Regions from separate parts of the Homo sapiens genome. Here region 2 is linked to region 1. Evidence: read pairs that join two places in POLR2A ChIA-PET (ENCODE). Cell type or tissue: PC-3. All regions are shown on one strand. Links, peaks and the distances in the headings refer to the core of each region. The heading gives the core; the rest is flanking DNA.

What was found. Peaks named below come from ENCODE experiments on the same cell type or tissue, not always from the same donor. Only the 100,000 strongest peaks of a DNase experiment are listed, where the experiment ranks them.
Region 2: POLR2A ChIA-PET joins it to region 1 with 9 read pairs; 2 of 35 experiments call an interaction of 5 or more read pairs at or near these places.

What each region holds. Positions count from the first base shown.
Region 1 is chr1:173,682,542-173,687,923 of GRCh38, forward strand. It overlaps a transcript of ANKRD45 not described here. Among named protein-coding and RNA genes, the nearest start is that of ANKRD45, 15 kb to the left of the region's middle. In PC-3, for the core only: no CTCF peak of the experiment used is centred there; no DNase peak of the experiment used is centred there.
Region 2 is chr1:173,492,749-173,498,130 of GRCh38, forward strand. It overlaps LOC124904456 (a long non-coding RNA gene), which reads right to left and starts at 2,723. Exons shown (of 2, transcript XR_007066738.1): 1 at 2,360-2,723. RefSeq lists a silencer at 1-128 and an enhancer at 4,242-4,536. In PC-3, for the core only: no CTCF peak of the experiment used is centred there; no DNase peak of the experiment used is centred there; H3K4me3 peaks cover 243 bases.

The DNA.
Region 1 (5,382 bases), core at 263-5,262:
GGTGCAAGAGAAAGGAGAGGCAGCAGAAGTAAATGAAGAAAAAAGAATTTAGCCAACTGAGAAGAAAAAAAAGCTTTTGCTCAAATAAAAAGAAAAAGGACGAGGTTCTAGGAGAGGGAAAAAACCACGAAGGCCTTTTAAATACACACACACACACACACACACACACACACACACACACATCTTGGATGTTAGCTTCTAATTAAGCTGACTTTAACTATTGAGCTCCTTTTAAAAAAAGTCTTTTTAAATCTCGTTACCATATTTCAACTAGGACAAATTGCTGCTATTTCAGAAGTACAGCCATTGCTCTTTCAGTTTGGCCTGGCTAGCAAAAAGGTAGGCTTGTTATGTAAATAAGGCCCTTTTAGTAGTCAAAATAAAAAATCTTGCCTCTCTCTTTTTTTTTCTTTTTCGGGCCATTTTTCTCCCCTCACCACACCAGCTTTTTTTGTGTGGGAATTTAGCCACTACAGAGGCCTTGTTCCCCATAATTTGGAACTTCCCTTCGGATTTGATCAAGTTCAGATGGAGTTGATCAAACCCAATGAGAAAAAGACCAAAACAACAAAAACAGAAACAAACAACAAAAAACAGTTAGGCAAAACAAATGATCACACAACTTATATGATTACTGAGCACTCTAATGGTAAGGTGAAATTAAGACCAGCTGGTTGTTAATCTTAACTTTAGCCAAGTTACTTACAGTTACTTACCTAAAGATGGGTCTCAGGCTGAAGGCTGCTCTCTACCATCCTAACAGCAGGAAAAAAAAATTCATCTTCCCTGTTGGAAGTGAGCTCAAACTCCATAAAGGAGTTACCTATCTCCATCATCATGGAAGCAGAAAAAAACTTGCCTTCCTTGTGCTGAAAGCAAGTAAAACTCCAAAACAACAACAACAACAACAACAAAAAGAGTTGTATAGCAAAATAAACTTTAGATCTCGAACAAATTTGGGGAGATCAGAGATTCTCTGGAGGGGGTGTTTCCAGGCCTCAGCAAATTGTCCTATCCATTTGAACCATTAAGATAGCTCATGCTGGTACCAAGCATTGATTTGTCAAAGGTCAGCAGCACCTCCAGTCAGAATCCCTTTGTGGTTACCAAGATGTGAACCCCAAAAATCTGAGACAGGTCTCAGTTAATTTAGAAAGTTTATTTTGAAAAGGTTGAGGATGCACCTGTGACACAGCCTCAGGAGGTCCTGATGACACGTGCCCAGGGCGGTGTTATATATAAAGTTTCAGTGCTGCAGAAGAAACAGCACTCAAATATAAAATTTTCTTTTGAATTCTCAGCAAGACCAGGTACTTCTATAGAAGGGTGTGCCCTTACAGATGGAGCAATGGTGAGCGCACACTTGAACAAGGGAGGGGAAGGGTTCTTATCCCTGACACATGTGGCCCTTCCTGCTGTGTCATTCCCCTATTGGCTAGGGTTAGACCGCATGGGCTAAACTAATTCCAATTGGCTAATTTAAAGAGAATGATGGGGTGAGTGCTTTGGCAGAAGTCAGGGCAGAGCAGGTAGCAGGTAATCAGAATGAGTTAGGGTGGAGCAGCTGATCGGAATGAGTTAGGGTGGAGCAGCTGATCCGAATGAGTTAGGGTGGAGTAGGTAATCAGAATGAGACAGGGTGGAGTAGGTAATCAAAAAAGGTTGCTTTATGAGGAAGTTAAATTTAAAAGTAGAAGGCAAAGGATTGAACATACTGACATATTAATTATTTGAAAAGAAATTTAGAACTCATACCTAACAACCCCTCCCCTTGTATTTCCTTACAGCTGTCTTTTCAAACTTTTTTTTAACATGTCTTGCCTTAGTTGCTTTGCTTGATTTTCCAAAAGAAGAAGCTTCTCTGGGTAAGGTAGAGGATAGTTAAGGGATATTTTAATTAAGTGCTGTTTCAATGAGCCTCTGCACCAACCCACAGATGCATGGTGTGACATAGCACCTGACAAGAATAAGTACACCCATTACAGCTGTGAGGGAAGTAAGAATTGAGGCTATTATTCTTTTCCATTTACCAAACCACTTTTCTAGCCATTCTGTAAAAGTGATCATTTACCCCTGAGTTGTTGGCTAACTCATTGGACAGAGAAGTTAGACCTTGCAATGCCTTTGTTATACTTCCATTAAGGGTGATGTTGTTTGGGATGAAGGTGCAACATTGAGTTTTAATCATGAGGCAAACTCCTCCGCTTTCTGCTAATATCATGTTTAAGGCTATCCTATTTTCCCAAGCCATCTGGCTAGTAGCCCCTAATTGTTCAGGTATTCCTTTAACAGCATCTCTAGTGTAGTTAATAGATCACCGTTGGTTGTAGATGTAGTTTATCCAATCTACATTTTTATTAATTGTCACCTACCAAAATATTGACTTGAATCCTGCAGCTATTTGATTTTGGGCTTTAAATTGATCTGGTATTCCCTGTGGGACTTTAATTGTGTCTAAATAGATGTGAGAGTCAAAAGACCTATAAGAGGCTTCTCTTGCTTTACGATGTTTTATTTTTCCTTCCTCTGGTTGATAAAATGCCAGAGTGAAAGGGATAGCCAATTGGACTAAAGCACAAGTGCCACTCCAGTTATTTGGGAGAGTGTCCAGTAAAGATCCACCACAATACCACCACACATCCACTCGGGGATGAACAAGGGCTGACTGATTGATAAGCTCTTGAAAATTCTTAAGCTCACTGCATCCCTTCAGGTCTCCAAGGAATACTAAGTTTCCTCCCTGTCATGAGAGACACAAAGTGAACTTTGTATTGGGAGATGGAAGCTGGATGCCCTCGGGGGCTGACCCACAGGGTGCCGGACTTCAGGATATAGCAGAGAGAGAGCTTGGCATGACTTATTACTCCAGGCTGTAGAATCCTGGAAAAGAGCTACCATAAAGCCCATGCCTGGTCAACTGGAGGACCACCCTAGTGGTAAGGGGACAATCTGGGCCTCTGGCCTACCATGCACACAAGCATAACAATTGCTTTTGTTTAATGTGTGGAGGGAATATTTGATCCATTCCAACCAGGCATTTGCATCTTGGTATCCTAATTGCCAAAGTTTGTTTTAAGTCTAACTCCTATGATAGCTATAGCTATCTTGGTCTTGTTGTTAGATGGAGGAGGAGCAATTTTTCCATTGTGAGAGGTTTTGGAAGAAGGCTTAGAGGAAGTTGCAGGGGGTGGGGGATCAAATAAATGCATTTCAAAGAATCTAATAGGGTTTGTCCCTGAAACCTCAGCCCCCATACCATAAAACCAGCTTAAAGAAGGGAACCGGCTTAGAAAAGGGGAAGAACTTTGAGGATTTCAGATAATGACCTGTATAGAATTACACTGGTTTAGCTGACAGTTAGCGGGGGAGGGCTGTTCCTTTAATAAAATGAATGTATGGTTTTAGGAAATTACAAAAACCGGTTGGGGCAGTCCATTCTTGCTCTTTAGTGGTCCACAGAATGTTGGACCAACTACAGCATAAAAGCTCTACATCAGGGAGCAAGACTCCTGATTGACACTGGGGTCTTTATTGAAATCTCCCCGGATTAAATGGTCCCAATTCACTAATGTCCAGCCTGAGGAGAGTCAGGAGGGACAGAGGTACTTTTCTGAAGTAGGGAGCCATCTTTGACTTGGCAAATCCCTACAGGGCATAACAAGGCAAACATTAAATGCAATAGTTCGAGGCAAAATTGACTTGGTTATGTTAATAACTAGATGGTCAGCAATAGAATGAGATAAGAAGAAAGAGTAATAGGATAGATGAAAATTTAAAGTTAAATTTTTCTTAGCTTTAGTTTGGTAGGGTTTTCCCCTGGGACTATGGCCCACGACTCTAGAGGGGATGGTGCTTTCTTGACTTGGGTGTGATGAGTCCATCCCCTTCCTGCTGTACGAACAGCAGTCTTGGTGGTTAGCAGCACAAGTTAGAGTCATTCCTATGCTGGTTTGAGTTTTCCTTCTTTCCACCCTTTGATGAGAACATGATCCTCAGGCTGGTGCTGGTTTACCAAAAAATCTTGGGGTGGTACCTGTGCTAAAAGACTTAGTTTTGAGGGAAAGGAAAGTGAAGGATAAACCAAGTATATAATTTCTAAGAAATTGACCTTTTGTTTTAAATGTGGAGACATCAGCAGTGGACTTTATAGTCCTTGGTGCCTTCTTACTGAGAAATTTCCTTTAGCACCTATTTTTATTAGTTTTTAGACCAAAGAAAGCCAAATGCCATTTTATATTTGACAATGCTTCCTGTATGATTTTTATACCAGATAAGCTAAATTTCACCTTTATATTAGTGTGTTATTAATGTTAAACTTAATTTTAATACAACCTTGTAGACATATTTATCCAATTTTTAATGTCTGACCAGAAGGTAAGATTTTTATAGACTTTTTTTAACCTTTTATAATTTTTGTTACAGAGCAGGTTAGTGCTTTAAGAAAAACCTGTTGTGCTTTTAATGTCCAGTTCACAGAAAAACTGGATGACACCCCCTTAACTTTAGCCAATATGTTTACACACAGAATTTCCTTTACAATTAATGTTTTAAAACTTGCTTAAACCTTTAAAACAAAATATATACTTTTTAACCTTTTAATGTAGGTAAAAATCCACATTCTTATGCATCCTTATAATCCTTTTACCAAAAGTATATTTTACTTTCCTTACACACCTTGCACATAAACTGTTTCTTCAATAGTTTTACATTCAGGAGGCCTAATTACTTTTAAATTATACAACATTTCTTGCATAAATTCCCTTTTATAATTTTTTTTCCTGACTTTCACAGACAATTCTTTGACACGCCTCAACTTTCTGACTTGTCACAAACATCCCTTTTATTTAAACAACCAGTTAATTTATTTTAGGACAAGAATTTACCATATAACATCCCTTTTTATATAAATTCTACCCCCCCCCCACCCCTTTTTTCTTCTCTGAAGATAACTATTCTTTTCCAAAGCAAACTTCCTTCATGTCTGTGGACTAGACTGTCTAAGGCCACAAGATTAGAAGTTAGGATAATACATGTTAACTTTTAGCAAACTTTACTTTTGCTGAAAACCTTGTAAGTTTGGGATTTCAATTATTCTTTATTATTAATACGACCTTGTTTTTAGTCCAAATTAACTTAGAATTTGTACAGATGGTTCCTTCCTGGTTCTGTATTTTGAGGCTTGGCTGAGTGCAAACAGCTCGCACATTTGAGCAGACCAATTATTAGGTAATTTTCCTAACTCTGCTTCTACAAGAGTTTCCTTATCACTTACTGAATACCGATTGTGTCTTCTTCCCTCAATCACCTGGGAGGAAACATCTATCATCCTGTCCTGAAGGGAGTTCCTCCTAGGTCTGGTCGGACCTTTGTGTAGTAATTAAG
Region 2 (5,382 bases), core at 127-5,126, 190 kb before region 1:
AGAAGAAGTAGGCTACAGGAACCCTGGGTCCATAATAACATCCTGAAGCAGCTGCACCACTCCTGTCTGCCTATTTCCAGACATCCTATTAAACTGGAAAGATGAACCCCTATGTGGTTATGCCACTGTGGTCAGGTTTCTGTAATGTTCAGAAACACCTCATATTTGTTGACACACAGATGCTCCAAGGACCATGCTGAGAAATACTGCCTTATTAAGCTAGGTATAGAAGTTTCTTAATAGTTTGAACTTGATTTCTTCTCTTGTATTCCCTTCTATTCTTACCTCTGTCCGAGGTGTGTGAACCAGAGCAACTCCATCTTAAATAGGAGCTGGGTAATGTTGAGAACAGGCCCCCCAAAATCTGGCCATTAACTGGCCCTAAAACTGGCCATAAACAATATCTCTGCAGCACTGTGACATGTTCATGATGGCCATGACGCCCACGCTGGAAGGTTGTGGGTTTACTGGAATGAGGGCAAGGAACACCTGGCCCACCCAGGGTGGAAACCTCTTAAAGGCGTTCTTAAACTACAAACAATAGCATGAGCGATCTTTGCCTTAAGGACATGCTCCTGCTGCAGATAACTAGCCAAACCCATCCCTTTATTTCGGCCCATCCCTTTGTTTCCCATAAGGAGTACTTTTAGTTAATCTATAATCTATAGAAACAATGCTTATCACCGGCCTGCTGTTAATAAATATGTGGGTAAATCTCTGTTCGAGGCTCTCAGCTCTGAAGGCGGTGAGACCCCTGATTTCCCACTCCACACCTCTATATTTCTGTGTGTGTGTCTTTAATTCCTCTAGCGCTGCTGGGTTAGGGTCTCCCTGACCGAGCTGGTCTCGGCAGGGTAAAATGAGACTGAAACCTACTGGGCTGTGTTCCCCAACAGTTAAGGCCTCCTGAGTCACAGGATAAGATAGGAGGTTAGCACAAAATACAGGTCATAAAGACCTTGCTGATGAAACAGGTTGCAGTAGGCCAGCCAAAACCCACCAAAAGCAAAATGACCACGAGAGTGACCTCTGGTCGTCCTCACTGCTACACTCCCACCAGTGCCATGACAGTTTACAAATGCCATGGCAACATCAGGAAGTTACCCTATATGGTCTAAAAAGGGAATCTGCCTCCTGTTTAGCGTATCATCAAGAACTAACCATAAAATGGGCAACCAGCAGCCCTCGGGGCTGCTGTGTCTATGGAGTAACCATTCTTTTATTTCTTTACTTTCTTAATAAACTCGCTTTCACTTTGCACTGTGAACTGGCCTTGAATTCTTTCTTGCACAAGATCCAAGAACCCTCTCTTGGGGTCTGGATCTGCACCCCTTTCCTGTAACGTATTTCTGGCGACCACAAAGGGACTATCGTGCAGAAACCCTGACCCAACAGCTACCTTTGCGTAAGTAGTGGGGTCCTGTAACATCTTTCTGATGACAAGGGAAGTGACTGTACTGCAGAAACCCCCAACCCAAAGGCTAACTTTGGGTAAGTGGTGGGGTCCAGTAACATCTTTCTGGATGTAACCACAAAAGGGACAATACCGAGGAGACCCCCCCAAAACCCAAGGAAAATAGACGGCAGCACTGATTGGATGACTTGGGGTAAGTGGTGGGGTACCCAGGTAAAGAATGGAATTGAGTTAGAGGCCCACCTTAGGGGAGTTAGAATCTCTCCTAAGACTGAGTGGGTTAAAGGCCTCTCTTAATAAAAGGCAAGGACGTTTGACCAACCTTGGGTTACAGGCCCAACTTAGGACGGTTAGAGTCCCTTCTAAGATTTAGGGGGTTGGTTAGAGGCCCCTCTCAGTAAAGTCCCTAAGAACAGGTTTGGTACTATGGAATGTTAACTGCTATTCTCGTTGTATTAATTTGCCTTGCACTCTTTGCTGACAGCTGTGGGTGACAGGATTAGGCATGTACAGGATCATGGGACATGGGGAACTTTTCCATCCCTAAAAGGGGAAACTTGAGAGCTAATGGGACTGCTGGAAGAGACTTGTTTGCTACCGACAAGCGGCCACCCGAACTTTTTCATTGTCGGATGGAATAAGTGGGTTTCTCTGGCCTCCCTAAGCTCTTCACCTTCCCCACCCTGCCACAGGCATACTTTCCTTCTCTACTTTTTTCTTTTTTTTTTTTTTGAGATGGAGTTTCACTGTTTCGCTCAGGTTGGAGTGAAGTGGTGTGATCTCGGCTCACTGCAACCTCCACCTCCCGGGTTTAAGTGGTTCTCCTGCCTCAGCCTCCCTAGTAGCTGGGATTACAGGCACCCACCACCATGCCCAGCTAATTTTTGTATTTTTAGTAGAGACAGGTTTTCACCATGTTAACCAGGCTGGTCTCAAACTCCTGACCTCAGGTGATCCATCCGCCTTGGCCTCCCAAAGTGCTAGGATTACAGGTGTGAGCCACTGCTCCTGGCTCTACTTTTCTTTTCCTATCTTTTCGTTATTCATGGCAGCCATCTTGTCCAGAGACCACATGTTGAAACTCTAAGTCAGAGGTTGGATTAAAGATGACAGGGCACATCTGGGGGCAAATTTAAGCCTTGCCAGTTTGATATTGGGTGCTAAGCAGAGTGGCTAATGTCTATGTTTTATCACATGTATTTTGCTCTGGTCAGAATGAAAAAAATAATTTTCCTTTATGATGCGGCTTGGTCCCCAGGGCAATGGTGCCACAAGCCAGATCACTAGGGCCGCTCAAGGAAAGGGAAGCCAGAAGCCTGGCATGCCAGCAAAAGGGTAAGAATTTCTTACCAGTCAGCTTTCTGGCTTCTCTCTCTCTGTGCAAATGGTTAAATGAATGGTAAAAAACAAACAAACAAAAACGGTGTTTATTTCCTCTGTAAAGTTTTGATTAATGTGAAAAAGAATTCTAGGGCTAGTCTTAAGCTGATGTATTTTGTAGTATAAATTTGTTTTTCTGTTTTGAGGGGTACTTCAGGATAAAACATGGGCTTAGAACACCTGTAAGCCTGCTTTTCAAGAAGACCCAGCAGGCTGGTCAGTAGCAAACTTGGCTGCAGGTCCCTAAAACAAACAAACCAAAAAAACTGGATGAAGTCTCCACCTTGTTTTATGTCCTTGGGAGCTTGACCTTTTAACCACGTGGCGGTACATTCTTTTGGTCTCCGCCTTCAGGGAACAGGAATTTTAGGGTTCATGTCATAGTTAGCTCTAAAAATCATATTAAATAGTTAAAAGCCTTTGCGAGCTCGAAATCAACTACTCTAAACTCCTTCTGGGAAAGAAAATGGAGACTGCCCTGTGCTGTAGCTCAGTAACAAAGGTTTTTGCACTTTCACAGTTGCAGTCCAGGTTCAATTCCCCACCTAGGAAGTGAGTTGTTTCTGGTTTAATATCTGCATGATTTTGTCTGTTCTATTCTCCTCCATGGACTGTCTTAAATTTTCCTTTCTCTAATCACCCGGGAGGTTACCTTTGGTAAAGTTCAAAAGCCAGAAATATCGGCCGTTTGGCATAAGAAATTCTAAAAGGACTTTATTAAAGAGTGCTATGGTTAGAATCAGTTCAAGCTCTAACAGCCTGGACTCCTTGGGAAAAATAGGAGGCACCAGAGACCTCTTTCCTGGCCCTTTTCTTCCAAGGGCTCCACCCTAAAGCCAGTAATCCAATTACAAAACTTAAAAATTGGCAAATGAAAAATTTTACTACTACTGTAGTAATCTTCTGTCTTTCTGTGTAGCTATATATGTGTTGTGTGTAATGTTTATATAAAAGAACTCATTAATTGGCTTAAACAAAAATAAACACAAATCAAATATTTTGAAAGCAAAATAAAAACTGTAATGCCTTTTAGTTCGTGTAACTTTAATAATTTTGGGGAAATAAAAACAGCTTTAAAATTTTGATAAAAACGTTCAGTCTAAATTATGCAGATCAGATATTAAGTTTGCTAAATGCTTTAAGGTCATAAATTGCTTCTTTGACTTTTAAAAATTGTTCAATTTACCTACCTTAAAGCCATTAGATTCTAGATAAGGCTTGGGGACATGTGAAATTAGCCATGTACCCTACCTATACAAAGAAGATTATTTAAAAAGAGATTTTATATAAAAAAGGATCTTGTATGGTAAACTCTTGTCCTAAAGTAAAATGACTGGTTGTTTAAAAGGAAGGATGTTTAGGACAAATCAGAAAGTCCAAGAATGTCTCAGATGGTCTGTGTAAGTTGTGAAAAGATTTGTGAAAGGGAATTTATGCAAGAAATGTCGTACAATTCAAAGGTTGTTAGGCCTCCTAAATGCTTCATAAAATGCCACTATGACTCCTACTGTACAACTTGCCTGCGTTACTGCTAGGTAAGGCATGGGAACATGTGGAGTTAGCCACACCCCTAGCTATGCTGGAGAGTCAGCCCTTATCTGCACTTCTGCCTGGTGTGTCCTGGGCTAGGCTCCACACCTAGTACACAATTCAAATTGCTTACTAACCAGGGCTTCCACCAAAAGTAAAAGTCACTAAAAGTTAATGTTGTAACATGTAATTGAGACTATTGAAGAAACACTTTTACATGTAAGGTGTGTAAGGAAAGTAAAATATATTTTTGGTAAAAGATTATAAAAAGGCATGAGAATGTAGTTTTTTTTTGCCTAAAGGGTTAAAGAATTGTTTTAAGTTGGATAGAATAAAGCTAAAGGTTTAAACAAATGTGGAAGGTTTGTAAAAATATATATATATATAAAAGAGAGTCTGTATGTGGACATTGGCTAAATTAAGGGATATTATTCAGTTTTTCTATAAATTAAACATTGGAATAAAAGCACAACAGGTTTTTCTTAGAGCAAAACCATGCTTCTGCTCTTTAACAAAAACTTGTAAAGGGTTATAAAAGGCTTATGAGAATCTTACTTTATGGTCAAACTGACTAAGATTGGATGGATTTATTTATAAGGTTTTATTAAGAATTGGGTTTGACATAAATAATGCACTAATGCAACAGTGACATTTGGCTTATTTGGTAAGAAAGTCATACAGGAAGTATTCTGAAATATAAAATGGTGTTTGGTTTTCTTTGGGCTGTATTTTCATAAATGTGTTATTGGTATATATTCCAAAATTATGGGAAACTCCTATAATTCTGATATGACTTAGTGTACATTATCAGTAACAATTATAATTGTTGCATAAAATCATTGTATGCCACAGAGGTAACAAATTTCCTTGTCAATTGTTTCTTTGATTGTGGCTGCCCTAAAACATTTTGTCAGCCACAGACAATTATTACTTTGTTTTAATCCTCTTTAGAAGGTGGTTTATAATCAATTATAGAACTCTAACAGGTGTTCTTAAATGCAGGTTTTTCTGATAACTTTGGAGATTATAACATCAGAATAGAGAAAACAACTTTTAGA